Linked DNA regions of Mus musculus: regions 2, 3, 4, 5, 6 and 7 are each linked to region 1. The links are chromatin loops, found by intact Hi-C in ENCODE. Cell type or tissue: heart. All regions are shown on one strand.

The links. Hi-C counts contacts between places; a loop is a spot of excess contacts. Peaks named below come from ENCODE experiments on the same cell type or tissue, not always from the same donor. Only the 100,000 strongest peaks of a DNase experiment are listed, where the experiment ranks them.
Region 2: it touches region 1 in a loop (2.6-fold over the local background); 7 of 42 quality-filtered maps call a loop at or near these places.
Region 3: it touches region 1 in a loop (3-fold over the local background); 9 of 42 quality-filtered maps call a loop at or near these places.
Region 4: a loop joins it to region 1, with 2.8 times the contacts of the local background. A loop is called at or near these places in 6 of 42 quality-filtered maps.
Region 5: it touches region 1 in a loop (2.2-fold over the local background); 3 of 42 quality-filtered maps call a loop at or near these places.
Region 6: it touches region 1 in a loop (2.1-fold over the local background); 4 of 42 quality-filtered maps call a loop at or near these places.
Region 7: a loop joins it to region 1, with 2.5 times the contacts of the local background. A loop is called at or near these places in 2 of 42 quality-filtered maps.

The regions. Positions count from the first base shown.
Region 1 is chr7:136,479,232-136,483,231 of GRCm38, reverse strand. No RefSeq gene overlaps it. Among named protein-coding and RNA genes, the nearest start is that of Gm29931, 15 kb to the left of the region's middle. In heart, no CTCF peak of the experiment used is centred here; a DNase peak (open chromatin) is centred at 2,361; H3K27me3 peaks cover 1,861 bases.
Region 2 is chr7:136,151,161-136,155,160 of GRCm38, reverse strand. Gm36675 (a long non-coding RNA gene) reads right to left here and starts at 2,003. Exons shown (of 3, transcript XR_378573.2): 1 at 1,818-2,003; 2 at 1,462-1,565. In heart, CTCF peaks have their summits at 2,261 and 2,460; a DNase peak (open chromatin) is centred at 2,570.
Region 3 is chr7:136,058,848-136,062,847 of GRCm38, reverse strand. The region is part of intron 1 of Gm51502 (predicted gene, 51502); the gene reads right to left. Among named protein-coding and RNA genes, the nearest start is that of Gm51502, 13 kb to the right of the region's middle. In heart, a CTCF peak has its summit at 2,114; no DNase peak of the experiment used is centred here; H3K4me3 peaks cover 765 bases; H3K27ac peaks cover 1,545 bases.
Region 4 is chr7:137,466,268-137,470,267 of GRCm38, reverse strand. It overlaps Glrx3 (glutaredoxin 3), which reads right to left. Exons shown (of 11, transcript NM_023140.5): 11 at 637-2,335. The coding sequence ends at 2,285. Among named protein-coding and RNA genes, the nearest start is that of Glrx3, 31 kb to the right of the region's middle. In heart, a CTCF peak has its summit at 1,863; no DNase peak of the experiment used is centred here.
Region 5 is chr7:137,078,035-137,082,034 of GRCm38, reverse strand. All of the region lies in intron 2 of Mgmt (O-6-methylguanine-DNA methyltransferase), which reads right to left. Among named protein-coding and RNA genes, the nearest start is that of Gm39108, 17 kb to the left of the region's middle. In heart, a CTCF peak has its summit at 1,703; no DNase peak of the experiment used is centred here; H3K27me3 peaks cover 1,271 bases.
Region 6 is chr7:137,209,911-137,213,910 of GRCm38, reverse strand. The region is part of intron 10 of Ebf3 (early B cell factor 3); the gene reads left to right. Among named protein-coding and RNA genes, the nearest start is that of Gm10578, 23 kb to the left of the region's middle. In heart, a CTCF peak has its summit at 2,456; no DNase peak of the experiment used is centred here.
Region 7 is chr7:136,292,394-136,296,393 of GRCm38, reverse strand. All of the region lies in intron 3 of C030029H02Rik (RIKEN cDNA C030029H02 gene), which reads right to left. Among named protein-coding and RNA genes, the nearest start is that of C030029H02Rik, 26 kb to the right of the region's middle. In heart, a CTCF peak has its summit at 1,752; no DNase peak of the experiment used is centred here.

The sequences.
Region 1 (4,000 bases):
ACACAAGATATTTGCCTCATAGAATGGTCAGTTAGGCAGTCCTGATCAAGGCTGGACAGGGAAGTAGAGCTTAAGAGATAGTATGGAGAACACTACCAAGAGTGGTTAAGGACGTGCTCCCTGGGTTAAGGAGGTGCTCCCCAGGCGAACACATTCATGTCCCATACTTCTCTTTCTGACCCACAGCAGGGGCTGTGGGGGAGGCTGTTTTTTTTTTTTTTTTATTAGTGATCGAGTACAGTTGCATATATTGAAAATGTACCAGACAATTTGTTTATTATGCTTTTTAAAATATTTTACTTAATTTTGAGACAGGGTCTCATGTAGCCCAGGCTGGTCTTTCATTCACTCTGTACCCCACAGGTGATCTTGAGTGTCTGATCTTGTGACGTGCTGCAGCTGTAAGGCACCAAACCTGGTTCACGCAGGCTTTGTGTGAGCCAGCACTCTGCCAACTGAGCTACATCTCAGGCCTGAAACTACGCCAGGTGGACACGCTAAGTTTTTGTTGTTCTCAGCTATCACTGGAGCTGGGTCTGGTCAGTTTTGCTAGGGCTATGCATCTACCAACAGACATTGCCTGTCTATGGTTTCTGTATATCCTGATAGTTCCCAACCTTAGGATTTTGGGGCAAGCCTTCCCTGAGGATGCCCTGTCTTGTTCCTCAAGTCCCTTGAGGCACTGGAAAAGGGAAGTATGCAGTATATGCCTGTTGCTGTCTTGAGGGCCTTTGCCCCGTCCCCATCTCCTGCTGGACAGGCAGAGCAGCAGTAGTGCCCTTTTCCTCCAGCACTGGAAGACTGATTGAATTATTTGTGCTAAAGTGGACTTGCATTAGGAGCAGCACTGTGCTAATTAGCCTGGTTCTGTGACTGTGGGCTGAGACGAGGGCCAATCTATCTAGAAGTGTCCAGAATGTATGTTTGGTCTAGAATGAATGTCCCTGGGGAAGTATCCTGTAACAATGCCATTGTCTACTGCTACCCAGGAACCCTTCCTAAGAGCAGCCATACTGGAGGGTAAGGCGTCAACTTGGCCATGCTTGGGTACTCCGTTGTTTATTGACATACATTACAGCCCTAGAATATGTGTCCCTCCAAGTCCTGTACCCAATGCAAGTCTCAGCTCTGCCGTGCCTTAGGAGCCAAGGAATCTTAGTTTTCTTACACAGTCAATTCATAACTTTCTTGAAAAACTACCTTTTTATCTATTTTTAATATATGTAAAAAGGTTATGTTTTCAATTTTAAAATATGACCAGCAACACTGGACTTTTTTTTGCCTTATCCTTTAAGAACCAACCCACGAACAGGTGAGGCATTTCAAAAAATTTTCCAGTAGAAACTCTAGTGGGCTCTCTCTAGCTCGTCTGTTTCTTCCTGTCTCATGGGGAGAGTTTACCCCATGTTTTATCTAGTGGTCAATGACAGGGAGCATGGGAGAAAAGAATGAAAGAATTCCAGTCTCTTTGCTGGAACAAGAAGCCAGGCAGGAGGAAGCGAGGGGTCTGAGCAGCTTTGATTCCCCTGGAGCCATAGGGTGTGCCCCAGAGACAGCTGCAGGCCACAGTGAGCGGGTATCCTTATAAAATACCTTCTGGGCCCTGGGCTTAGCATAGCCTCCATGGGTTCCTGCCCTCAGAAAAGGGAGGAGAGGGAAGCCAACGCTCTCATTGCACCTTCTTAGATTTCCTGACTCCTTGGGTGTTGGAAGTTGATTCCTTTCATGAACCCGGAATAGGAAATGTGCATGAGAAATGTCAACTTTCATCAGGAAACAGAAAACCAAAGCAAGCCAACAGTTGAAGCCCCTGAGCGCCTAGCGCAGCCCTTCCAGAGGTGGTGGGTGCATAACTTCCCACGCTCTGGCTGACCCTCACAGCCATCCCTGACCATCACCAGTAGCCATAGGGAAGCTGCTTTCACACTCACTTTGAAATTCCCTTTTCAGTGTATGGGTCATTGCCTTAAAGCCATGTCACCAGACATGAGTTAATCTTTGGGCGACCCTCCCTATTTTCTGTTAGTAGTAGATGAGATTATCAGTTACTCTGCTAACTTTAATACAGATTGTATCTACTAAGTACCATGCCAGTATTTAAAATGCTAATCGTTTAGCTCATTTTAGAAAGTATCTTTCTATACATGTTTGCCCCCATACTTTGTTTCCCTGTCTAGGCTTCAGTAAGCCTCCCAGTATAGTGGCACCTTGGCTCGGTGCTGTGGGTTTGTTAGTGCACTTAGCCTTCGAAGGACAAACACAGCATTGTAGCAGGAAGCTTTGCCTTTCCGTGGGATCTGCTGGAATTTTACTTTATCAACTGTGCTCCTCGGCTCTCAGCCCAGTCATAGTTTTTGGCTGACGCTCGGCCACCACCTTCTCACTTTTCTGGGAACACCATTACTTTCGGCCACACTCACGCTCTGACCTGTGCTACTTGGAAAGTTTTGAGATGAAGTCACTGCTGGTTCGAGTTACTGGACAGACATTAATTCACCCAGCTGGGTCTATTCAGAGGTAGCAGCCTAGGGTCCTGACAGCCACCGTGGGTGAGAAACGGGACTCTAACGAGGGGGGAACCAGGGAAGTGAGCCTTGCAGAGGTCGTCTGTGGGAATTTGACTGAGAATAGGGAATCAGGGAGGCAAGTTTTTTACCCCTGAAAGTCAATGTGGAAAACACCTTCCTTTCTAACTAGATGTGGCATGAAAAACCCTAAGAAACAATTATTAATTATGCCGTCCAGTAACTAGTGAAATCTAAATGAAAACCTATATGACATCTCTCACACACGCACTCATGCACACATGCAGGCATGCACATCTATATTTAAAGGTCCCATAGTTGGAGATAGTAAGACATTCCCTTTATTAAAGTACCGTGGCCTGTGTAAGCCTTCCCAGATGCAGTGTGAAGATAGGGACCCAAGGTCCTCAGGTTGGAGTGTAGATTTATCCTCTATGAAGCTTTGTTAAGCCTAGCAGCCTCAGTGCCACTATCCTAGAAGAACAGGGGGGAGGGAGGAGGAAGATGACTCCTCCCCTGCCCCAGGGTATAACTCGCCTGTGACCCATACACTTTACTGCATAACGCCCAGATGTCCAAAACCATTTTTCGTTAGCACTGTGAAATTTGATAGAACGTGTAATGTGATACAGCACACGAACTCAGTGAGAGAAATAAAACACAGCCCAAGTTCTAAGTGTAAGATTTTCAGGGGTGCTTTTCCTAAAGGTTAAAAACCCAGAACAAAGCCCTGGGGAGGGGCAGGGGCAGTCTCACGTGGGGTCTGCTGCTGCCACCTCCTGGACCCTTCTCTCTTTGTCCCTTTCTGATGCTTTCATGCGCAGACATTCATTAAGGTTCCTGGTGAAGTTTCTGTGGACACAGCCTTCATAAACAACAGCAACACTTCTCAGTTCTGGGCCTGTGTTCTAGAAGATGACAGCTAGGTCTGCAGAGACAGGAGGACACGGCCCAAGGCCACACTGGGAAGTTCAGATGAGATCATCTTCTGGTGGACCAGGTGGACAGGGAGCCGTGGGAGAGGGAGGTATTTGTTCTTGGTATCGTCCTCACAGTCTGGGTGCCCCTGGGAGCAAAGCTTGTCCCTCTGTCTTCTACCAACAGCTGTGTCAATGTGCTGAGAAACTAGCTCTTCAGAAGGTTTACAAATCCAGAATACAGATGTCTGGGTGACAGCAGTGCTTGGCACTTCAAGAGTGTCCCTTACTGATGTCTAATGACAGGATTAATGTGTGAGGACCCAGAGCAGATCATAGAGCTTGTTTCTTTTCCTTATGAGGCTAGGTGAGCCTTAGAGGCCCTGTGATGACTTAGAGAGTCCCCCTGATTTAACCTTGTGACTTAGTTTCCTCATTGGTAACTGGAGAGAGTTAAATGGAAATAGGCTTTTTTTTTTTTTTAATGTTATTTGTCTGTGACTTGTTCTGTAGATGAGAAGCCAAGAGGGTTGGTTGACAGCCCAGCCATGCTGGCCA
Region 2 (4,000 bases), 330 kb after region 1:
AAAGGGAGGGATACTACTTATAATTGATGCTCAAAGCCACTTGGCCAGGTAAGGACAGGAAGAGGAAAGGGTGTGTGTGGTGGGGAGGGGCAGTCTAGTAACAAGTCCAAAGCCCCGTGCAGAAGGAAAAAGAGACAGAAGAGGCTGAGGAAGAACAGCTATGAGGAAAAAATCTGTGGGTGGCTTCCTGGAAAACCCAATGGGCAGCTGCTGAAAAGATCGAGAAAGGACAGCCAAGGTGAGGCAGGGGCAAGCACTTGGAGGACAGCATCTGACGACCTGCTTGCCCATGCTTGCCAGTGCCTGCCAGTGCTTGCCTGCGTCTGTCTGCCCAGGTTTGCTTGCTCCTGTGTTTTCTCAGCTTCAAAAACAGAGAGGCGATGCTGTGCCTGCTGATTGACAATGAAGGAGGTGAGGTGTCTGATGGAGAACTTGGGGCTGGCTCCAGGCTAGCCCGTTACCCCAGGCTTCCCTTTCATGCCGCATGGGTGAACTTAGGGGGATATGGATTTCTGAAAGAGAAATGCCTGCATTCCAAGAAATCTTAGGCTTGAGGACAAACCCCACAATATCACGGAACTCATTTTTAGTTACAAAGTCAATATAGGCAGTTGGTTTTTTTAAAAAAAAATTATGAAGACCCCAAACCACAGTGAACAAACATGACCTGTTCCCACTCCCTACCTTGTTTTATTTCCCAGAAGCCACCATGATCTGCAGACGATTTTTATAGCTACAAGCAAATCCTTTACTTTTCCACAAATAAAATTAAACATGTTCCTTTCAGCTTGATTTCCCTTAATAAAAGCCTATGGGATCATCCCAGATTGTCCTGGGGAGGCTGGTCTCACTCTTTCCCTAAAGGCTGCTCGTGTTCTGTTTTATGTGTATGGTATATTTTATTTTAAACAGTCCCCTATCAATCTTTTAGCTTTTGTGTTTTAATTTGTCTCTTCCTAACAACCCTTTCCAATAGTGAACATTGTTTTAAATTTCCTTTGCTAAAGAGCTCCATAAAAATAAGTTCTTTGGAATAAATATCACATTTTAAAAATATTGACAGGTGTCATTAAATATTCCCCCAAGCCATCTTTTCTGTTAGGCTCCTACCCTGGGGGTGTTCAACACCCCTCTCCTGGTCTGCATGCATACTTGCCACTTCTGACATGCCAAGTTACCTGCCCTGCCCAGATTCTAGGATTGCAACTAAGACTTAAGTCACAACCAAGAGGGAGGGACTAAAGTTGTCTACTTGGAACTCAGCACACTGGGACAGGCTGCAAGTAGTCCCAGGCTTCCAGTAGGACAAGCATGCCTTTGGTCAGGCTGTTGAACCAGCTGTACAGACCTCCTGGGAGGACCAGGGACTCTCCTGCTGCTCTCAGGCAGTGGTCCCTGGTAATCCCATGCAAGTGGAGATCTGAGACCCTAGGCCTCTCCCACTTCCTCTTAGCCACTTACCAAACATCACGCATCCTTTCCTCTTTGTTCTTCCTACTTGAGCTCACTCGTGGGGCCATCTTCTCTGTTCCTCGGTACTGTACTGTAGAAAGGGTTCCCTAGCTCTGGTAGCCCAGATGCCCATGAGACCACAGGGTATGATTCATTAATAAGAACAGGTGTCTAGCTCAAGAGTCTGGACCCACCCCTTCTCTCCATCCCTCTTCTACTTTCTGGTCATTCTCAGTAAGGGACTAGAGCCTCAACACACACACACACACACACACACACACACACACACACACACACACACACACACAAGGACTTTGCCAAGTTTCTTGCCCTCTGTCTTTCTTGGTTCTTGCAGCTGGACTTACAGAGGCATCCGTGGGGGTAGGGCGGGACTGCCCCTAAGGTTTTAAGCAGTTTTGCTCTCACAACCATCTTGAATCTGCATCTTCATCCGCATCCTCAGCCTTGCCCCATCACTCCAGTCCAGGCCTTGCTGGTATGCAAGACGTTTTTAAAAAGTATTCCCCGGGGGCTGGTGAGATGGCTCAGTGGGTAAGAGCACCCGACTGCTCTTCTGAAGGTCCAGAGTTCAAATCCCAGCAACCACATGGTGGCTCACAACCATCCGTAAACGAGATCTGACTCCCTCTTCTGGAGTGTCTGAAGACAGCTACAGTGTACTTCCATATAATAAATAAATAAATAAATAAATAAATAAATAAATAAAAAGAAGTTTCTATTTAAAAAAAAAAGTATTCCCCGTTCTTCCACAAGCTTCCCCCTCCGCTCCGCAAAGCTTGCTACCCACTAGTGTCTCTCTTATCTACCTTCTCTGTGCCACAGCCAGCCTTGAGAAGCAGCGGGAGGTAAGAAAAGTGCTTTGGTGCAAATCTATCTCACCTCAATACCATAGTAAGAACTGAATCAAACGGTTAGGAAAGGGGAGAAATCCACAAAGAGTTTTCTGTAGCCTGTTTCTGGAAACAGCAATAAGAAAACTCCCCCTACAGGCGTTTCGTGGTTACTGCAAAGTAAACAGAGGAACTCTGCTGATTCATCAAGCCCATCCAATGTTTCCTTTGACTTCTTTAAAAACAGACCAGTTTCCTCCTGGCATCCAGCACCCTTTCTCCCCAAGGGAGATGAATAATGCAGACAGGACCTCCCTCCCTCCCCCAGTCCCTCAGGCCACAATGCTTCCACAGCCTTGCTAAAAGAGCTCCCCCGGCCTTTTTCTTTCTTTCCTTTTTTATATTTTTATTTTTTGCAGAGAGCTGAAGATTATTCAGAGGTTTTTATTCCTACTTCCATAAATCCACCAGCAAAAGAACATGTTTCAATAGGGTAATAGTTAATTCCTCCTGACTCAAAGACACGGGGTGGGAAAGCACATGAAATGTGTGAAAATCAGTTGTCACCAAGCCCTGGCTGACCTTCGAGGAAAAACTCGAGATCAATAAATGTGTAAAAGAGATGAACTGCCTGGCTGGGATCCAGAATTCAACATCTTACTTGTATCTCCCACCACACATACCCCAAAGATGCCCCTGATCTTGCTTCTGCCTATTTTAATGCCTATAGCAATATTTGTTTAAATATTTGGTTCCAAATAAGAAGATAGGTTTGCCAGGGTATCACACGAAATTCAGTAAAATCATGTATTTTGGGGACCCAGCCCAGTTGCAATTAGTCAAAACCAGCATCTCTCCTCTGATCCTCCTGAACACACGTAGGTCTAAATATCAGCCTGCCCAGGAGGCATGAGTGAGACAGGCCACTAAGCTATGGTCATCCCAGGGGTAAGAAGGTGGGGGAAGGGGGAACTCTCTCACAAAAGGGCATTGTTCCCTCTTCAGGTTTCTTGCTGTGCAGTTACATATATTATGAGTCTGAAGGTTGAAAAAGCTCTTAGTTTTGTTAACGTGTTTTCAAACCACTAATTATTCCCTGCTGTTTTGAGGTGTTAAATACATAAACACATGGGCTACTCAGCTTAAGAAATTAGGGTTGCATTCCTCTCCGGATGAGCCAGGGTGAAGGATAGTTTCCATGTAACTCACTGCTACATGTGGAGTCCTGTGTAGGCTTAGTTCGACACAAGCCAGGGCCACACACTAATCATGACAGAGACCACTGGCCTGGGGCTACCAGGCTGTCACTCCAGAATCTCTCAGCACATTCAGGTCTTAGGGAGCATGCCTGATCCTTGGAAAGTACTGGGAGTCAAAGCTTGAGGTTTTCAGTTAACAAGGCCCTTAGACCAGTGCCCAGGGGCTCATTGAGTTGTCTTTACATAGGTGATCTCTGCCTGTGACAGCCCATTTGGACAATAACACCTGAGGCCTCAGAGTTCTTGTGTGGACATAAGGCATGGGGCATATTTCGGTTTTGTCCATTTAGCCCCTTGGACATCTTCATCTCCAGACCCAGCATTACTAAGTCAGAGGCAGTGTTCCCAAAGGGTACTGACATGTAGGTTGCTTAACACTAGGAGTCAATACTTTTACTGTGGGTGCACGTGTGAGGTGTGTGTGTGTGTGTGTGTGTG
Region 3 (4,000 bases), 420 kb after region 1:
AAGTGCAGACTCCTTAATTGCCACTGAGTACGAAGGGTCTGCTGGGGACGCAGATGGAAGGTTCAGTGGCTCCACGGTCAGGGCAGAATTTGAGACCTGCTCTCGTTTTCATCAACTCTTTGTGCCAAATAATACTCTACTCTGAGAGAAAAACATTAATCACACACACACAAACACACACACACACACACACACACACACAAACACACACACACACACACACACACACACACACGAGGGGAGGAGAAGGAGGAGATATGTTTTGCCTTTCCCCAGGAATAGGGAATTAATTTCTTGTAGTCATATACAAACATTCTGGGGCTCCAGACACTTGTCTTTGAAGAGTCCGCCTCTGTATTTTGATAACTAGCCACTTCTGGCAGATTCCCACTCATTCCAAACTAGCAAGCACAAAGAAATGCAGTCTTTCTCTATAAAGGTTTGTTTCATCTTTTCTTGTCTGACTTCTTTGTGTTGTGCTTTCGGGTTTTTTGGCTTTTTTTTTTTTTTCTTCAGTTTATGTTGTCTTTTCTCCACCTGTGTCTGAACACAACTTCTGTCTCCTGAAGTCATACAGCTTGTTTACCTAGAAGCTAGGTGAATCTTTGGAAGGCAGCACGCCCACAATGTTACAGAGAGTGGTACCCTAGCCCTTCTGAGGGGCAACAGCAGCCTGATAGTTTGTTTCTGTGTCAGAACAATAGTGACAAGACAGCAGAAAGCGATGCTGAGCTTCTGAGCTCCGGGCATGATCCCGGGCAGAGGCATCTGCAAAGGGTCTGAGCAGGACTTTAGGGACACACACTCTTTATTCTGATGGTTCAGGAGTTAGAGACTTACAAAATTCTCTGTAGACACCTGACCCAGCACAAGGCTCTTGGAGCTGGACACAGTTTCCTGCATAGATTCTATATTCAATCTATTTGTTTTCCAATGGCTAAGCTAAATAGGAGAACCTAAAAGACAGACCCACTCTTCTCAATGTGGAATAATTTTACTGGAAAATAATTCTCCCCACTTGGAATTGAACTTTGAGCAGAGAGATGGCCCTTGACCCCTTTGCATAAATTTCAGGTTCGAACCCCAAGCCCAGACACACTCAGCCGAAAAATCACCCAAACAAAAGCAGTCTTTAGACATCCAGAGTAGCACGCTAGCCCAACTTAGTGGTTCATGTAAAAGCAGGAGCCTCATCTTCCAGTCATCTTACTGTAGCAATCTGAAATTTTCTGACAGAGCCAATGTTTTTGTCTAGTCACTATGTTACAGGCCCTGCTTTTCTCGTACTTCACTCCATAATTTAAAAAGAGAAAAAAAAGGTATAATAATAATTCCAAAAATTAAAATTATTTTTCCTTGAACATATTAAGACAAGCACCTAGCTTCTGATTGCACAACCGTATTTCCTTCCTCTTTATAATATATAGTACTGAAATTCCAAAGGTCTCTGGTACATTTCAGCTGTCGCCTCACGTCAAAACTATAGAGTTCAGCTATAAAAGAATATAATAAATTTAACCTGACCTAACTGGGGATTTTTTTTAAAAGCAGTCTTTTTTTTTTTTTTTTTTCTTATTCTGGTTGTTGTTAATTGTGTATCTTTGAGCTAAGGTCCCTATGCCCACCTACTGATTGTATTTTGTTTGTTTTGTTTTGTTTTGTTTTTTGTTGTTTGGTATTGCCAGTGTACAATTGTGAAATTACCAAGGCTTAAATGAGAGCACTCACAGGGACTTTGAAGTGAAGTGGAGCCTTGGTAGAAAACACAATGCTAAGGGAAACTTGAAACCGGCTTCTGAAAGGCAACTCCATGGCCAGAGAACCCAGATCTGTCCAGGGCCTCTGTCTTAGAGGCCGGCCCCAGGGAATCTTCTCCAAGTGGTCTTCAAGCTGCCCCTTGGCCTCCAGGCCCTTGGGCTCCAGCCACTGGCCGTTTTGCGCTCCTGCGTGGGTGGGTGTGCGTTTCGCACAGGGAAGCAAACTAGCGCACTCGGGTTCAAATGTAATCAATGTTTTTGTTTTGCAGCTTTGTAAAATGAGTCTTTGTTAGCCGAGCTCATGTTGTTTCTCCGACACCCAAAGAAATCCCTGGCATCAGAGTGCCCCCAAAAGGCAGCCGGGGAAATGAGCCGGGGCGCTCTGACCTTTAGCGAGACAGCTAAGGTTATGCACATAACATTTGCTTGTTTACTCTGCAAAATAAGCAACGAGTTGGAAACTCCGAGCCTCTGCCCGCGCGTCCACGCACTTAAAAACACAACAACACGAACCAGGCTGCCGGGCTTCCCAGCTCGGCTGTACAGCGGCTGTTATCTGCTTTGCTCGCTTCTAGCCCGATGCAACTTTAATAACAGGAGCCAAGACTGCTCAGAAAATCACAGCTGTAGCTGGAGGCCAAAAAAAAAAAAAAAAAAAAAAGAAAGAAAAAGAAAAAGAAAAAAGAAAAAAAAGAAAGAAAAAAAAAGAAAATAAAAAAAGAAAAGAAAGAAGAAAATCCACGAGAACGAGGCGCACCCCCCACCCAGATTCACCTAAGAGCAGGATGGCACTGGGTTGGAGGGGGCAAGGGCCACTCGATCAATAGCCGTAAAGGGCTGGTGGCCACTGGTCGTTTTGATGGATATGACTGTAAAAAAAAAAAAAATATTAAAAAAAAAAAGTCCAGATCGGTTCACAGTGGACCTCAAACCATGTCAGCTAAAACCAAAGAGACAAAAAGTGACAGCTGCGGAGAGTGCACTGCAGGCAGTCAACAGCGCCTGTGATTTATCGTTCCATCTGCCTTGCCGCTGTGAGGACAAGTTCCCCCTGATTTGGTTAAAATGAAAAGGACCTCAGAGAACGCAACGTGGGTTTTGAAAATGTGCAGAAACTTTTTTTTTTTAATTTCCTGATTTATGTCCCTTTTCCCTTTTTAGAAAGTCTGCCTGCCCAGGAGCTCAGCAGGAGTCGGGGGTATGGGGGTGTTGCACTTCCACCCTCCATTCCAGTGATGTTGGGGTGCAGGACATAATGTCCCAATCCTGGCCTCGATGGCACAGTGTGGAGACTGTAAGGACTATGGCTTGAAAGCCTCCAGGAGCTCTGAGAGGCTCTTAGACCCCAGATGCACCCAGTCCCAAAGGGACAGCAGGGCCACCAAAAGGAAATCCAGGGTTCTGAGTCTGGCTACACACTTTCTCCTCAGCTCTCCCAACCTGTGAATCCTTGGAAGGTCCTCCTTCTGCTGTCGGATTCTAATAAAAGTTTTATGCGGGTCAGCACATTTTCAACCAATTTCCCATGACAAGGCCTGTTGGTTTCGGTGGTGCGTGGATACTGGTGAGCTCTCCTGTCTCAGGGGCCCTGACCCCGGGCATGCACTTCCTGGCTGGGGGGTTTTAGGCCTCTCTTAGGTCCGACCTGGTGTCAAAAACTGGCCTGTCTTCTGTCTCAGGATGTTGGCTTTACCTCTCAAGTGTTTCCTGAATTTTTGAAAATTCTTTCTCTGGCTGCTTGTCCATTGTGGCTTAATGCTCAAAAAAATATTTACTTTTTTCTTTTAGTTTTGAGATAAAGAGGAGGGAGAGAGGAAGGGGGTGGTGAGAAGGAGGCAGGGGAGAGAGCGAGAGAGCAAGGCTTGGCAGCTACTGGATAGGAGAGCCTGCCTCCAGGGGCCAGTCTCACTCTTGGGCATGTTTCTGTCAGGCAAGGGTCAACATGTTTTACCTCTTTTTTCATTATTCAAAATAAGTACTGATGTTATGTTTTAGCTATTTAAAAGCCAGCTGCCTCGTTCATTTCAGAGACTTCTCCTGGTATGAGTGGATGTGGTAATAGCTGGTCTGTGTATCGTCTTTCACAAAATCTTGCCTTTCAGAGCCTCGGTCTTCAAATGATATCAATCAAAATTTATGCAATTCAGAATCCATATGTATAGGGTCCCAGTTCACCTCATTTAATGATAACTGTAAACCACATGTTGTGTACATGTCTAAAACACTTTTCTCCTTCTTGGCTG
Region 4 (4,000 bases), 990 kb before region 1:
CTTCATGGTGCTTCCACTCCCTCTTCTGGAATGTCCCCTTGGCCTTGGAAGAGGTGGCACTGGTGTCCCATTTGGGGCCTTCGTGTATTCAGACATATCCAAACTTGCTGAACTCCACACAGCACACTTGGGAGTCTCCCCAACAGACACCCAATAAACATCCACACCCTGCTGCCTTCCCTCAGGAAATGAATAGGTGTGGCAGATGCAGGCAACAAAGCCACTCTAGAACCTGCGGGACTTCAATGCAGGCAACAGAGCCACTCTAGAACCTGCGGGACTTCAATGCAGGCAACAGAGCCACTCTAGAACCTGCGTGGACTTCAATGCAGGCAACAGAGCCACTCTAGAACCTGCATGGACTTCAATGCAGGCAACAGAGCCACTCTAGAACCTGCGTGGACTTCAATGCAGGCAACAGAGCCACTCTAGAACCTGCGTGGACTTCAATGCAGGCAACAGAGCCACTCTAGAACCTGCGTGGACTTCAATGCAGGCAACAGAGCCACTCTAGAACCTGCGTGGACTTCAATGCAGGCAACAGAGCCGACTCTAGAAGCTATGGACTTCAATGCATTCATTTTCACCCTGTCCTTGCTGCTTCTGGTTCCTGCCTTGGCTTCCCTACTGAAGTTATTTCTGTCAGGGTGTTCTCTCACAACAGAAAAGAAACTGGAACACAAAGCATAAGGGGTGAGGATAATGGAATAGGACAGGAGGCACTGGCAGACAAAAAATAAAAATAAAAATGGCAAAGGCCTTGTACAAATAATTTCCGTTTGCGAGACCAAAGAAAGCCAGTCTTCCTACAGATGGTCTGAATAAAAAATGCCCCCCATAGTCTCCGGGTTCTGAAGACTTCCTCCTGCTGAGGATGCTGCTTGGGAGGTTTAGGTGGCCTTGTTTGAGGATGTCACTGGAGTTTTAACTTGCACCATTTAAGCCATTGACCATATACTTTCTCTCATGCATGCTTTTCTTCCCCCCCTCCCCCTCCCTCTCCACTCCCTTCCTCCTTCCCTCCCCCTCCTCCCTCTCTCTCTCTCTCTCTCTCTCTCTCTCTCTCTCTTTCTCTCTCTCTCGTGCTCTCTCTTGTTCCTATGGCTTACTATGTTTATCTCCCAGACCAAATAAGTAACTTTCTTCTAGAAACTGCCTTGGTCCCAGTGTTTTAGCTCAGCAACAGGGAAGTAACGAATATGGTCAGACCTCCATGAGGCACACAGGAAGCCTTGATAAGAACTCAAGAGATATTTACATCTACACGAATGTAAAAGTTTTACCTACTCAATGGTTTTCTCTCAGTGGAAATGAAGAGTCTTGTTTTCCCTAAAGGCCCTCATAGGCATCCTAACCCTAGGAAGCCAGGCCCCAACCACCTCTAAGCTTGTGCTGTTTCGATCCCTCCACCTTAAGCAACAGGACCCAGGCTACAAGGCAGCAGCAGTCCCCGAGTTCTACAGAGGCTGGATTCACACTCCGACCTTGGCCGCTTTCATCCCACTTACCGGCAAACACTGCTTTCCTTTTCACTGCGCAATGCCTCACAGCCCAGATCAGCAGGCCATGATCATTTAAGAACATCCCACAGGCAGCCAATACCCAGATCCCACAGCTGTGAAGTCAGAAATCCTAAGAAAGGCTTGTGCAGCAAAGCTTACTGGAACAAGTCAGGGTGGAAAAACTACATTTAAATTTTCCATGACTTTTAGAATATTCTCTGCCTATTGGAAGGCAAAATTAGTATATTCATTGCAATGAAGACTGAAGGGTGCTTCCCCTTTGGTCGCTACTGCTCCCTCTTCTGGATATTGGTACAACATCTGGCTTTCTGCAGGATAAACTTTTGGGTTGCATTTTCCAGGCTGTGAGGCGTCCTCTGGCCAGTGAGGGGAGCTATTGGACTGGTACAGGAGTTAGCTGAGCACTAAAGCACACTGCTTGTAAGAGGCCTTCCCTAAGTGCTACAGGAGGTCCATGTGTTAAGAAAGGGATTTAAAGGAATTAGTGACAGCGATTATAAGTTTACACAGACATGCTACACACAAGCATCACTACAGAGACATTCTACACGCAATCATTTTTAGCTGAGTCTGAAGAGTTTATTGCCTTCTCTGCTTCGTAGAGAACGTAGCATGTTTCTTCAGCACACCTTTTGAAGCGCATCGAGCATGGCTGAGTGTGTTGTATCTCTACTGTTAGTCCACTTCTCAGGACCAAATCATCAACTGTTCCAAGGTAATTAGTTACTTCTTGCAGTCCTTGGACACCATGCTTATGTTCACTAATTTTCTCCTTTCAGTATAGGCAGCAATTCACCGTTGTCTTTCAGTTCCTAAAAATTAAAGAGAGAGAGAGAGAGAGAGAGAGAGAGAGAGAGGGAGGGAGGGAGGGAGGGAGGGAGGGAGGGAGGGAGGGAGGGAGGAAAAAAAAGCATGCATGAGAGAAAGTATATGGTCACACAAAGGAAAAAGCACCTAAGCAACGAGGTTTTTACCTGTACCTGACACCAAAAGGACACACACTCAATTAAACCTACAGGCTTTCAACATGCCAGCATTCTTACACCATAAGATAGAAAACAAGGTGCAGGAGTAGAACACTGGCCTAACAGCCAAGGCCCTAATTCAAGTCTCTCTTTGCCCTCCTCTCTCTGCACAAGTAAAACTGAACATAAATTGTAGGTTAGAATTTATTTTAAAACTAAATAGAGTCACCTTTTTATTATATTCATGGAGACTGACTTCGGGCTCATTCCTTACAGATGATAATATGTAGAAGACACAGTGCACACCACTCCCATGCTAAACTATAATGTAAATGTTGCTTGGAAATAATGACAAGGAAAACGCTGGTACATTGTTAGGAGCATCCACAGATCTCCAGGAAGCTGGGAATGCTAAGCACACAGGACTATCATTTCAAAGGGAAATATGTAAACCTGTTCTTACATCCAGAAGCTGAGAAGAGGAGGCTTTAGGTGATCTGCAGGATCTGCTGATTCAGACCAAGCTTCATGAAGCTTCTACATCTAAGACTGAGGACATCTAATAGCTTAAGTGACCCTTACACTACCTGTAAAGTCAGAGGCTCCTCCAAGCTCCCACAGCCAGGCCCAGAGGTGGCTGACGGCCCAAAGAGCCTCCTCACCATCCAGGCAAGATCCTTCCTTAGGCCCTTAGCTAATAGAGGTTGCTATGTCTATAACCTATCCAGCTGGAAGAAACCTCATGGACTTTGAGTTGAGTTTCTTTTGCACTGGGAATTATATTGTATTGGGAAACTTTTTTCTAATTTATATTGGGATTAACTATGTTGGCCATAAACTGCCTGGCGTCAGATTCCCGAAGTTTGAGCCAGGCTGACGAAAGTCTCATTCTCCCTCTCCGGGTTTGTTTCTCCTCCTGACGTAACACCTGCAGGGACCTCTCACTCCATGTCACTACAGACTAAAAAACATTGTTTTGATATGGAATCTCTGGGTGTCCTAGAACTCACTAAGCAGCCAACTTACGGAAATCTTCCTGCCTTTGTGTGTCAAATGTTGGGATTAAAGGCATGTACATACTCCCAAGTCTTGCTTCTATAAATTAAAACACATAAACATATTTTTTTTATCTTCAGTGGTTGAATCTGCAAATACAGAACTCACAAATGGGAGGAAGAGCTGGCAAACAATGTCAGGACAAAGTTAAAAGGGTTCTAAACCAGTAGATAGATCAGTGACCACAAAAGCACTAGGCCCAGGCAGCCGTAACTCATCAATCAGGTAGACTTCAGTAGCATCGGGTCTTTCACGGTCTTCCTACACAAGCGAGCACTCTGCTGCGTCACAGATTTACAGCTAAGCTATGGTGGGAAGTGGGTGAACTCTACGGAGGAAGAATTCTTCCCTCTGAGACCCCTGGAGAGCTTCCCTCTCCTCTGTGGGCAGGCAGCTCACACATCTTCTCTAGCTCACACACCCTCAGCCAAGGGCCCCAAGTCTAATGGCTCCTCA
Region 5 (4,000 bases), 600 kb before region 1:
TGTGAGGGCCTCAAGCCTTCCTTGGCTTTGAGAAAGCATGGCCCACGGTGCATGGCAGTGCAGTTCATGTCTTTCAGCTCTTCACTCAGTAAAGAAAGGTAGCTCCAAAGCTCCACTCCAGACTTCTAGCACATGAGAGGAGAGTTGTTCTTCCTGGGTGAAGCTTGCATGCCAAGACATGGATACCACCAGGAACAGAACACAAGATTGGTATGAGACAGTGATTCTGTCAAGACTAAAGTGGATGGCCCCAGTGCTGTGTGGCGTGTGCATCTTGTCTTCTTGTAAAGTTAGTTAACCATGAGTGGAGACCGGAGATGGCAAGGCTCTGTGCAGCAGGTGTTGCAAAGCCATAGCCTCTCATAGGAGCCTTGCCTGGGGTCTTATTCTTTACCAAGTGATGACATGCGCATGCCATGTTACAAGGGGAACATAAAGAGCACACCTCTCACCACCTTCTCCCATCTTTCCCAGAGTACAGATTCGCCCAACAATTTGAAACATGGCCCAGCCCATGGGAGACTTCGGTATACAGGTCTTGGGATGCTTCAGGAAGTCCTTTGGAGGAGAGAATCACTAAAGGCTCATTTCTCAGTGACTTCTTCCTCCCCAAGACAGCAAAATAAACATACTTGCTTTAAACACCCTGCGATGTAAGAAAATAGGCTATGCTTTCTTTAGAGTCATTCACATGTGACAGGACCATGTAATGTCAGTCACCCTTAAGGTGGTGTTGCTATGGGACAACCAGCATGCAGAATGACAAGATCAGATGCTCATGCCATTTCTTCTGGGGCCCAGCCTCTCCCTTCTCCACCCTCTAAGATGACTTTTCAATCGATGCATCGGGAATGTTCACTATGACACTAGAGGGTCATACAAAAAGAATTCTATAGAGCAGAGTTCTTCCAGTCTCTGGCAATGAGCCGATGTAGGCTGTGTCCTTCAACCTGATATAGAGGAAGCCATGTGGCGCCATGTGGCGTTCCTGGCAGGGTTCTTAATAGGAGGAGAGCGAGGCTAACCACAGCACACTAGACAGCTTCAGGTGAAGAACATTGCCAAGGCCAAGCACACCTTGCCTTCTCCAGCTTTCTGTGTGTGGTGTGGAGGGCAGGGGAGCATCCGGGACTCTGGGATAGAGCTCCAGACTTCACAGGCCCACTGAGGTACAACAGCGGCAAAGGTGACTTTATAAACACTGTGTGGAGACTTGCTCTGCCGTGCTGGCACGCGCACAATTATGTCTAATTTAGAAGATCTCTAGCCGAGTGGCTTGTGTTTGATGGATGTGTCCTGCATCTAATTACGTTTTCCCACTAAAACCCAGGCATTTTTCTTCCAGGGGTAGGATTGAAGACAAGAAACAAACTATGCTACCTGCTATCAATAAAGACCGCTTTTTAGAAAAAGATAGACTGAATAAAGCCTTTCAACTTTCCATTCCAACTCAGTGAAGATCTGATCCCACTCACGGCTTACTGGGGAGAGTGCCCACATAGGTGGCCCCTTCCTCCGGCACCTGTAGCCAACTGCACAGATAGAGGGGACATGAAGGTGAGGCACACAGGGCAACAGCAGTGCCTCCCACTTGTGCCTTTCAGACAACCCCATGTTTGAAGGGAGCTGCCAAGGACTCTCCACCCTCCTGCCAGTTTATGACAGACCGATGATGAGGGATGGCTCCTGAGCACTGCCTGGTGGTGGGAGCTGTCCAGGCAACATTCAAATGCAGATCTGACCATCCATTTTTCCAGAGGGGTTTTAGGATATAGAATAGAAAAGGGGAAGGGCCGGTTAAAGAGCTGATGCTAATGATAAGAAAGAGCAACCCCTAGAAAGCAGTTGAGCCAGAGGTGAACAAAGGCGCACCAGTATGAACCAGTATTGTACTGGGGTTATGTTGCACAGCAACACTAGCAGGGCTCTGGTAATGACCTCACTACACAGACAAGCTGGTGTCACAGATTTTCTACCCACCCACCCAAAGGACAGTATTTTCTACAATGAAAGATAAGGAGAATTAAAGTAAGTGTTGCAATTACTTTCTTGTCAAGTTCATACATACCTGGGAAGAGGGGATCTCAGCTGAGGAACTGCCTCCACCTGACTGGCCTTTCAGCAAGTATGTAGGGCACTTTCTTGATAAACTATTGATGTGTGAGAGCCCAGGCCACTGTGTGGGGGCCCTGGGCAAGTGGCCCTGGACTATCTATATCTCTATGTATCTCTATATATCTATTTCTCTCTATATCTGGAAGCAGGTTGAGCAAGTCAGGGTGAGTACACTGGTGAGCAGCACTCTCTGGTGGGCTCTGCTTCGGCTCCTACACTCAGTTCCTGCTTGAGTTCCTGCCCTGACTTCCTTCAGGATGGTCTGTGACGGAGAAGTATAAGCCAAACCAACCCTTTCCTCTCTCACTGGTTCTGTCAGTGTTTTATAACAGCCACAGAAAGTAACGTAGGATGGACAAAGTGTGAAACAGTGATGGATTTTAGCATGTATCAAATGCTAGCTAGTATTTTAAAACAAGAACACACAGCACTCTTAACAAGAGAGTTTATGAATGACATTTAAGAGCCTTGTTTTGGTACCTGCTATGGCTTGGTTCTGAAATGTCCTGCAAAGGTTCATGTATTAAAGTCTTGATCACCAGCCTGTGGTACTATAAGAGGTAGCAGAATCTTCAGATGAGGCCTGATTGGAAGGGGTTAGTCACTGGGTGTGCTCTTGAGAGCAATATGGGAGACATGGCGCCCCTTCTTCCTTTCTCCCAACTGTATCGAGGTGAGCAGACTTCTCAGCATGGGTTTCTACCATGATGTTCTACTGCACAGAGGCCTGAGACCATAGGGGCTGAGTGACCACAGGCTGGAAACATGGCCCAAAGAAACACCCCTTCTTTAAAACTTCTGAACCCCTGGTGCTTTGTCATAGCATCGGGAAGCTGACCAACAGGGCACATACTTTCAAAGGAGGACTCGCACCCAATGGGAGGCTTCCTATCATGCCAGACAGACCAGCAGGTAACAAAAGCAGCCATTTCTAGATGGGGAACAGAAATGCCACAGCCTGCAGGAAAGGCAGTGACACCCTTTGCCTACAGCAGACGGTCCCGACATCCACTCAGCAGTACATCATTGAGCTGTTCCTGTGCGGCTCATGGCCCCTTTGTCCCTGACATGAGTTCTATTTTTATAATACCATCAGAAGCCATCAAATGATATCTGTTCCAGGGTCAACAGTATGAGGTAGACAGTATGAAATTTAGCAACTTTCCATTTAATGGCTTTGGATGGTAAAAAGAATGCTGCTAAAGCTGGGTATCAATTTTTCATGAGCACACCAATCCTTCAAAATTTTAGGCTCATTAAGATAAGTGAGGCAGAAGGATCCCGAGTTCAAGGTCAACCTGAGTTATATAATGAGCCTTTATCTCAAACAACTCAAAATCTGAGGTTGAATAAATTCCAGATCCTAAATAAAACCACAAAAGAATTTATTATAGTGTTTTAAAACATCTGCAAAAAAGGAAGAAAAGTTTATGTAAATTTTAAACTCTTCCCCATAAGGATTAACTATTTTTCTGAAAAAGATACTTATGTCTTAAAACACATTGGCAATTAAAACCATACTGTAAAGATAGTTTAAATACTACATGCAAACAATTAGAATGTCTTTAAAAAGGCCATATATACCTGTATACCTTTTAATGTAAGTCATTAAGAGAAAATTTCTTTTTTATCAACACTTTACCATATCATTAAAAGTCTCTACTATTTGACAGATGAAGATAAAAACTCCCTAAAACTACAGATGAGTGATCAGGTCCCTAATGATTCCAAAACAATTATAGGATGCAGAGCAATCTAGTTAAATTTTATTCAAAAGCTGACTACACTTGTGTTTTCTTTTATTTTTCTATCAAGAAACCCATGAGGCTTAAGCACAATTCATTATGTATGAGACCCCACTTGCAGCGCTCGACTGTTGATTAAT
Region 6 (4,000 bases), 730 kb before region 1:
GTATAGACTGATGGACATAGAGATATTAAAAACAAATCCATGCAGATGTAAGACAAGCATGATGCTCATGTTGTGCCTCGAAATTAGAGATGCTTGATAGAGATGCTTTGTCATGTAGCTCTGGTACCTTCCAGAAGCCTGACCACTGTGCCTCAGTACCTTTAAGCACCAGCTACACACACTGCTCTGAACAAGGCTGAAGTGGCCCTCCTTACACTTTCCAGGAAGTAGGGGTTTTCACAATGGGAGCAGGGACACTCAGCCCTCAAGAGGGACCTTTATCTTACTCCACAGCCAGGGTGTCTGCAGCCTGGGAGAGCTGGCTTCCCAAGCTTGCTCTGCAACCCTACTCTGCACTGAGATCTTCTTCCTGCTGGTTTTAAGTGTGCATATCTATTGCTGCCTACAGTGTGTGTTTCTCTCTTGGCTTTTATGACCTCCTTCCACCTCCCATGAAATCTCTGAGAGGATGAGGACACAGGGAACTTGCTTTCCTGAAGCAGAGAGTGACATATGGAAGCTTCTAGTGGTTGCATGATATTGAGGGTGGTTTTACTCACTGCTGCCTCCCTTTGGACCATACTTCTCTGCCTAGAGAGCTGGTTAAAACTGCAGCTTTGGGAATGGGGGTGTCACATCAGGGATTGGCAGACCTTAGTCTGGGGTGTGTCTGTGTTGGACCATCCTGAGATGGACAGGTGTGGTGTGGAGAGCGCAGGCTCCAGGGCCTGGGTTTTCTTTAGCTACAGGACTGGGCTTGGTTGGTGTAGTTCCCCCATGCCTATGCAAGCCACAATCCAATGCATTCTTTGAGGAATGTAAACAAAAGTGTTTGAATGCAGTCCAATAGTTGTCAGCAAGGGTATTATTTTGGTAACAAGGAAGATGGGCTGCCCCCTTTTCTGCATTTGGTGTCATATCACAATACTGCCATCCGCTGCCAGGCAGTGGTGAATGGAAGTGGGTCCCTGTGCAGTAGGCCCGGTTGGGCTGCCTGTATGAATACCAGAACAGAATTCCCCGAGTGTGCAGGGAGGCTCCAAATCCCAATTAGAAGTCAACTGTGGTGCTCTTCTTATTCCAAGAAGACATGCTGATGGAATACGGTAAATTCTGGAGGAATTGATGGGAAATTGAGACTGACCCTAGGTGGGCCTGGCATTGGGAATGTGTCCCCCCACAGTGGCCCAGAGCAGACACAAGACAAGTCCCAAGCAACTCACAGGAGACATCAAATTTGGAGTTGGCTTCTAGATGCAGAAGGGTGACCTACGTCTTCACTGTTTGTCCCTTAGCCAGGCCAAGCACCCCAGTGAGCGATGTGGGGACTGTGTGGCCTTTGTGTTTCCCATGCACACCACAATGCTTAGCTCACCCTGCCGAGTTCTGTGATTGAAATTCATTGCCAAATTTATTGAGAAATTAATGAGAAAAGCTGCGAAGTATTGACTTTGAGAGGAAAACACAACTCATCTTGAATGAGGAGGAAAATGCAGCAATAATTTAGCCACTATTGATTTGGCCCTGTCCATGTATTGATCTTCATTTTACAATATTAATTTGCACCTGCAATCGGCTGCAAAGGGAACCGATTTCATTTTGTGGCTGCGCTAGTGTGCAAAGCATTAGGTGCTCCTAAGCAGGGAGATCCACACACTGGGTTGGGAAGGAGGATTTTTCACCCCCTGTTTCTGCTTGTTACTGGAATAGACTAAAAATTAAAAATTTTTGTCCAACAAAATATGAAAGCAAAAGCCCAGGTAAACCGTGGCACTCCTCCCCGCTGTCCGGCTGCTTCTCATCCACACTAAAAGCCGTCAGCTGCCTGCGACTCCAGCCACCCCTCATCATCATGCCCGGATCAGTTCAAAGTTCATGAAATTTCTATGAGCATTGATCTTGCCCCATTGATTTTTTTTTTTTTTTGCAGCAGATCTTTGAAATTTTAATTTCCCGAGCATCTGAATTTCTTATAGATGAAATGCGCTTGCAGGAGACAGTTGATGATAAAGTGGAGAACTTAGCATCATTTTAAAGCCTAAAAAAGGGGGAGAGAAAAACCCAGACATTTGGGGACTTTGTGTAGTGTTTTGAGGTGGAATGATGAAAGTGCTCTAGCTGGAGCAGGGGGGACATGGGGTGTGGGGGCGGCTAAGTATCAATTTTGACTTCCGAAGCCACACATTTTTTAATGCAACTTTTTATACAGTCATTTTTGAAAGAAAAGCTATCTGGAGAAACAGCGGGGCAGAGAAGCATTCTTCACAAGCAATCGTTTGCTCTCAGCAGTCTTTATCACCTGGTCAAGCTCACCTAGTTACTTATCAGTGGGACATTTAATAACCTCAAGGTGATATAATTGCTATTGGCATTTTTCCCCCTTGGATTCGGCTGGTTAATGTGTAAACTACTTGTCAGCAAATAGCACTTTGTCACTAAAATCACCAACACCCTCTAGAGGAATGTCTTTGTATTGAGCAATTTAATTTTACTTTATTTAATTTTTACACATTACAACCTGTGTTCATTCAGGCACACTGACGGCTTGTAGTCTGTTGGGGCAGGGTCTGGGTAGCCCTGTTAGTAAAATATACTATATCTTATTTAACAAACCCATTGCCTTAATTGAAGTACGTTCTTGTCCCTCGGAAAAGGAACTACAGATGTTCTTATTATGTAGTTATGTTGCTAATGTGAAAAACGGCCTCATTATGAGGATCTGTTTGTAGCAAGAAAATTACTGCATTATGACAAATGCATGATTGGGAAGTTACAGGAAGCCGATCATTATTGAAATGAAACTGGGGCTCACTTAATAGCTGTAGCCAGCAGCTGGAATGGAGCAAATGAATGTCTTCCTGTTGTTACTGTTGGAGTCAGGGTTTTTGGGCAGGAGACTCTGCTGCACTGCAACCTGCATGCTGGCTTGAGCTTCCAGGGTGGAAAGATGGTGCTAAAAGCAGCTGTTTCCTACCTAGGAGTCTCCCCCTCGTGTGTTTAATGTCACCGTTTTAAAGATACAACTGTGCTGCAAGAGCAATTACTCCAGCAGTCTTTAAAGGTGGTCCACTGCTCCCTGGCTGGCAGCCGGATCCGGGTCTCCCTGGAATGGAGGCAAGGTGTTCAGGAGGTTGTTGTCACAATTAAGCTTTGTCACTGCGGCCCCTCCTTCATGCAATGGTCCTGTCCACTTCTACCACCAAGGAGTCCCCAGGACTGGGGTGTGTGAGTGTGGAGAGCTGTCCACAACAACATTTTTGGCTCTTGACAGCTGCCCTTGGGGACAGGTTTCACACCACTGGGATGCAGGCACAGCTGAGCCCTGAAAGCATAGTAGCTGCTTAGTAAATTTCTGGTGAATGGGTTGGCCTTTCAAAAATTCCTGGGGCTTAGTTTCCTTCCTAGGAGTTTTTTCTCTGTAGGAAAGTATCCTATCCCTAACATTGTTTTTTGATCTGCAATGTCTTCTACATGTCATCTGTGGTCAGGAGCATGTCCCCTTGTCACATAAGTGAATAGGGTTTACACACCAATGGATTAGCCATTGAAGTCTGGCGAAAGCCATTTACATTTTGGGATGTTGGAGAACAACACAGACCCCTGAGCAGGGCTGGCTGACAAAGACAGTTCAGCCTTCAAAATGTAAACTCCAATGACTGATGTCACAAGAAAGAAAAACCCAGCACGGTTGCCCATTGGTACGTTTCTAATTGCAGCAGGCCAGTTGGAGCTACTCTGGCCCCAGCTGCAGCTCAAAGCCTGATGCCATTTTCGGCTGCCACATTAGCTCTGGCAATCCCAACTTGAGCCGACAGCACAGCCCGTTAAAATGTTATCAATTGCGCTATGATTAATCCCCCAGTACATGGGCATGACTTAAATATTTAGAACGCTTCTTCTGTTATGACTTCAATGCATGTAAAGTAACGAGATTAACTCCAGTACACTTGAATATATTTAAATATGCGCCCTTCACAAGCTGCAGGCTATCCGGCGTGCG
Region 7 (4,000 bases), 190 kb after region 1:
GGTTCCAGTGTATTTGAGGATTGAGGGTTGTTGTTGGTGCATCATTTGTAGAGCAGTGACCTTCGGAAAATGTTTGACGCACTTGTGCTTTGCATGGCATCTCCTTTGAAAGATTGTACATACACATGTACACACAGGAAAAAGTACACAGAGGTAGTCTTGGCCTCATCATGTCTAAGTGATAAAGATATCCTAGTCTATCACTTCTTCGTGGACCAGTGTCTTGAGGATCTTTGCACAGCACTTTACTGGTTGTAACATCCCTTTGCCTTACATTTCTTATCCCCACAGCAAATGTTCTATACCTTCCTCCATCCATCCATCCATCCATCCATCCATCCATTCATCCACCCATCCATCCTTCCATCCATCTACCCATCCATACATCTACCCATTCGTTCATTCATTCATCCATCCATCCATCCATCCATCCATCCATCCATCCACCCACCCATACATACATCTATCCATCTATCCATCCATGCATCATCCATCCATCTTCCATCTATCCATCCATCAATACATACATACATCCCTTCACCTCTCTCCACAATCCTCTCCTCAGTTCCTCTTTGCATCATTTCCTGTCTGACTTTCTCTCCCTCTTGTTACCCACTCCTCCCTTTATCTGCTTCTTTCATCCCTCCATGTTTATCTTTCTCACTATCTCTCTATCCATTCTTCCCTTCACCAATCCCTCCCTCCAATCATTTCCTTGTCTCCCACTCCCCTCCTCTGCTCATCCCTCCTTTTCTCTATGCACCCTTATTCCTCTGTCCCTGTATTCATTTCTCCCTCCACTTCCCATCCTTCTCTGTATTTGCCCATTATTCTCCATATCCATATCCCTTCTCCCACCTACCCATCACCTTTGCTCATCATTGAGTAGCCACTATAGCCAAGCCTCCTAATCTGAGTTTTCCCTTCTATTATTTATTCTCCTAATGTCACTTACTATTATGGACAATGTGCTGTTCTTCCACAATCCATGATGTGAAGTCCTTGCTTTCAGTACCCCTGAGTGTGACTATGTTTGAAGAGAAGGTTTTTAGAGAAGTAAATAAAGAAAAATGAAGCCATTAAAGTAGTTCTAATCCAATCACCAGTAGGATTTACTATTACAGAACATTGTAGTCGTCAAATGCTAATATACATGTATGCTCATGCACACACACACCACAAAGCCCTTGTTAAGACACAGGAAAGAGTAAGGATACATCATCTGTACACGGGAGGAGGGGAAGTACAGATAATATACTTTTGATTGTAGTCTTGCAGCCTCTAGAAATTGAGAAAATAAATGATCGTAAGACTTCTAGGAGACAGAAGCTCTAGTAGACCAATGCTAGAGTCCTAATTTTTTATATTAAAATTCAGTCATCCTGCTTAGCATGGTAGATCACACATATAATTCCAGCACATAGAAGGCTGAGGCAGGAAGTTCATGACTTGGAGGCCAACCTGGGCTACATTGTAAGCAAGCCTGGGCAATTCTATTTCACATTCACATCTTACCAGCTTTGAGGATTCAAAATGAGTGTTTTAAAAATATTTTTTAAAAGTGTTTACACATAGAAACCAAGATTCTTAGCCCTGGAGGTTTTTGCCGTTGGGGTAGGGGCTGAAGAATGTTTGTGCAGAGCTGTCTTGTGCCTTATTAGATGCTTGAGGCCATTTCTGGCCTCCACCCACTGGGTGCCAGTACAAATCCAGTCTGAGCAGACCAAACATCGCTGAATACCATCCAGCGCCACCTAGGGTGGAGGTGGAGAACAGCTACTCTGCATCTGTATTGACCATATGCTCGGCCTGTCTGAATGTGTGTTTATGTGTGCATCTCTAGTGTGTGTGTATGTGCATGTATATGCATGAATGCACATTTGTATGTATGTGTATATGTGTGCATGTATATTCATGTGTAATGTGTGTGTGTCTGCTGGTATGTGTGAATGTTTGAGTGTGTGTGTTTATGTGTGTACCTGCATATATGTATGGTGTGTATATATGTTTGTAAGTGTGTGTTTATGTGTAGGTGTGTATACGTGGTATACATAGGCCTGTCTGTGCTTGTGCGTGTATGTGTGTATTCATGTGTATTTGTGCATATATGTGCGGCGTATTTGTTTGTGTCCACCTGTGTGCATAAGTATAGAGTATGTGTGTATTTTCCACAAAGACACAATATCGCCTATACACCCACGGGTAACAGGAAAAAAGCGCAGAGCAAAGTGGTCTATGCAACCAGTTGAGACCCACATTTTTCCAGCTGGGATTTCAGAACGAGCAGGAAAGGCCTGTCCCTTCACCACTGGGCACCAGGACAGGGCCAGCACCAAAGAAAGGGCAGGGTACACAGAAGCTGGTTCTGTGCCAAACAGCTTCTAACAGGACTACGATAGTTAGAGGAGCCACCGGCTCCATGACTCAGCAGCCTAAGGAGACTCATCTGTTTCCCCAGGACTCTTTCCTCTACAGGCTGCTTTCATACACTGCTCTCCTGCAAGAATAGCAACTGGCCCCAGGGTTGGTATAAGCATGTGCAGCCCTCTTGGTATTCATAAGTAGTGAGGGCCAGCACTCTGGACCTCGGAGGGGCAGGGATTGTGTGCAGGGGTGGGGATGGGGCCTTTTCTAGCTAGGTCTCACATGCAGTTCTCCAGCAAAGGCTCTCTGACCTTGGAGTTGCAATTCTTGGCTTCTGCCTTGCTCTCCCTTGCCCTTGGATTCCCTCCAAGGTGTGGTAAAGGGAGGGTCTAGCCTGAGCGCTGAAAGGGTGCAGAGAACAAGGGGTAGTAGATTTTCCGTTGCCCTTTTTGTGAGGTAGTGGATGAACTACAAATTCTCTAAAGTCTTTCTCTGTGACCCAAAACTCCATTGTTTGGGCTCTATAACTCTTCCTCCCTGTGGCAGACAGAAAGAGGTGAACACTGCTTCCCACTGCCTGGCCTCTCTGTGACTTTCTGGCTTCAGTTCTTTCCATTTCTTAGAAAACAGACTTTTGATTCAAGCTTTTGCCTATACCACCGGTGTCTGTAGGACCAGCTGGAAAGGCCCCTCCATGACTTTACTGAGCAGAGCCACAAGCTGACGATTGCTGTTATCCCGCTCTGCACAGCCCACTGGCAACTTCCATTTTATGTTTAATATTTAAACTGACATAGTTCTTCCAATTAATGCATTATATTAAATATTAGGCTTTAGTAATCTAGCATTTTATTAATATATTTTAATATTTAATGCTAACATTTTATGTGACATTCTTAGTTGTATTAATCTAGTAAATTTTGCCAATAAAATTAAATTATTTTCCTATTTTTTACTTCTTGAGTAGAAACGATTACAGGAAAGTCAAAATAATTAGATTTCATTGGGGATAAGTGATGAGGGGATTTATTTCCCTGAAGATGAGACTTTTCTCATCTTCTTGTAATTTTCTGACTCATGTATATAGCTCCTGTGATCCAGACATAAGCCAGAGTGCAGGTGTGTGGGCACTTGCCAAGTGTTTTTCTACCAAAGCTTCGGTTTTTAAACTTGGAAAAAGCTGCAGAGAAAAGAATCTAGCAACCTGTTAGATTTACAGACAAGAAGAATGGAGGGGTGGGGCTGTCCTTACTGCACAAGCGTGAACAACACACTTCAATCCCCAGCACCTACATAAAAAGCCAACTCCGGTGTTGCATGTTCAGAAGCCCAAAGCTGGGGACATGGAGACAGGTGGTTCACCGGGGCTTCATAGCCAGCCAGTCTAGCTACATCAGCAAGCCCCATTTCCAAGTGCAAATCCTGTCTCAAAACCATGGCAGGCTGCTCCTTAGGAATATCCCCCAGGATTGACCTATGACCTCCATGCACAAGCACATCTTTGCACACTCACCTGAATACACATAAATGCCCATGAACACACACACACACACACACACACACACACACACACACACACACACACACGGAAATACACTCCCACATGCATACACATAAAAGGAGACCACCATCATTC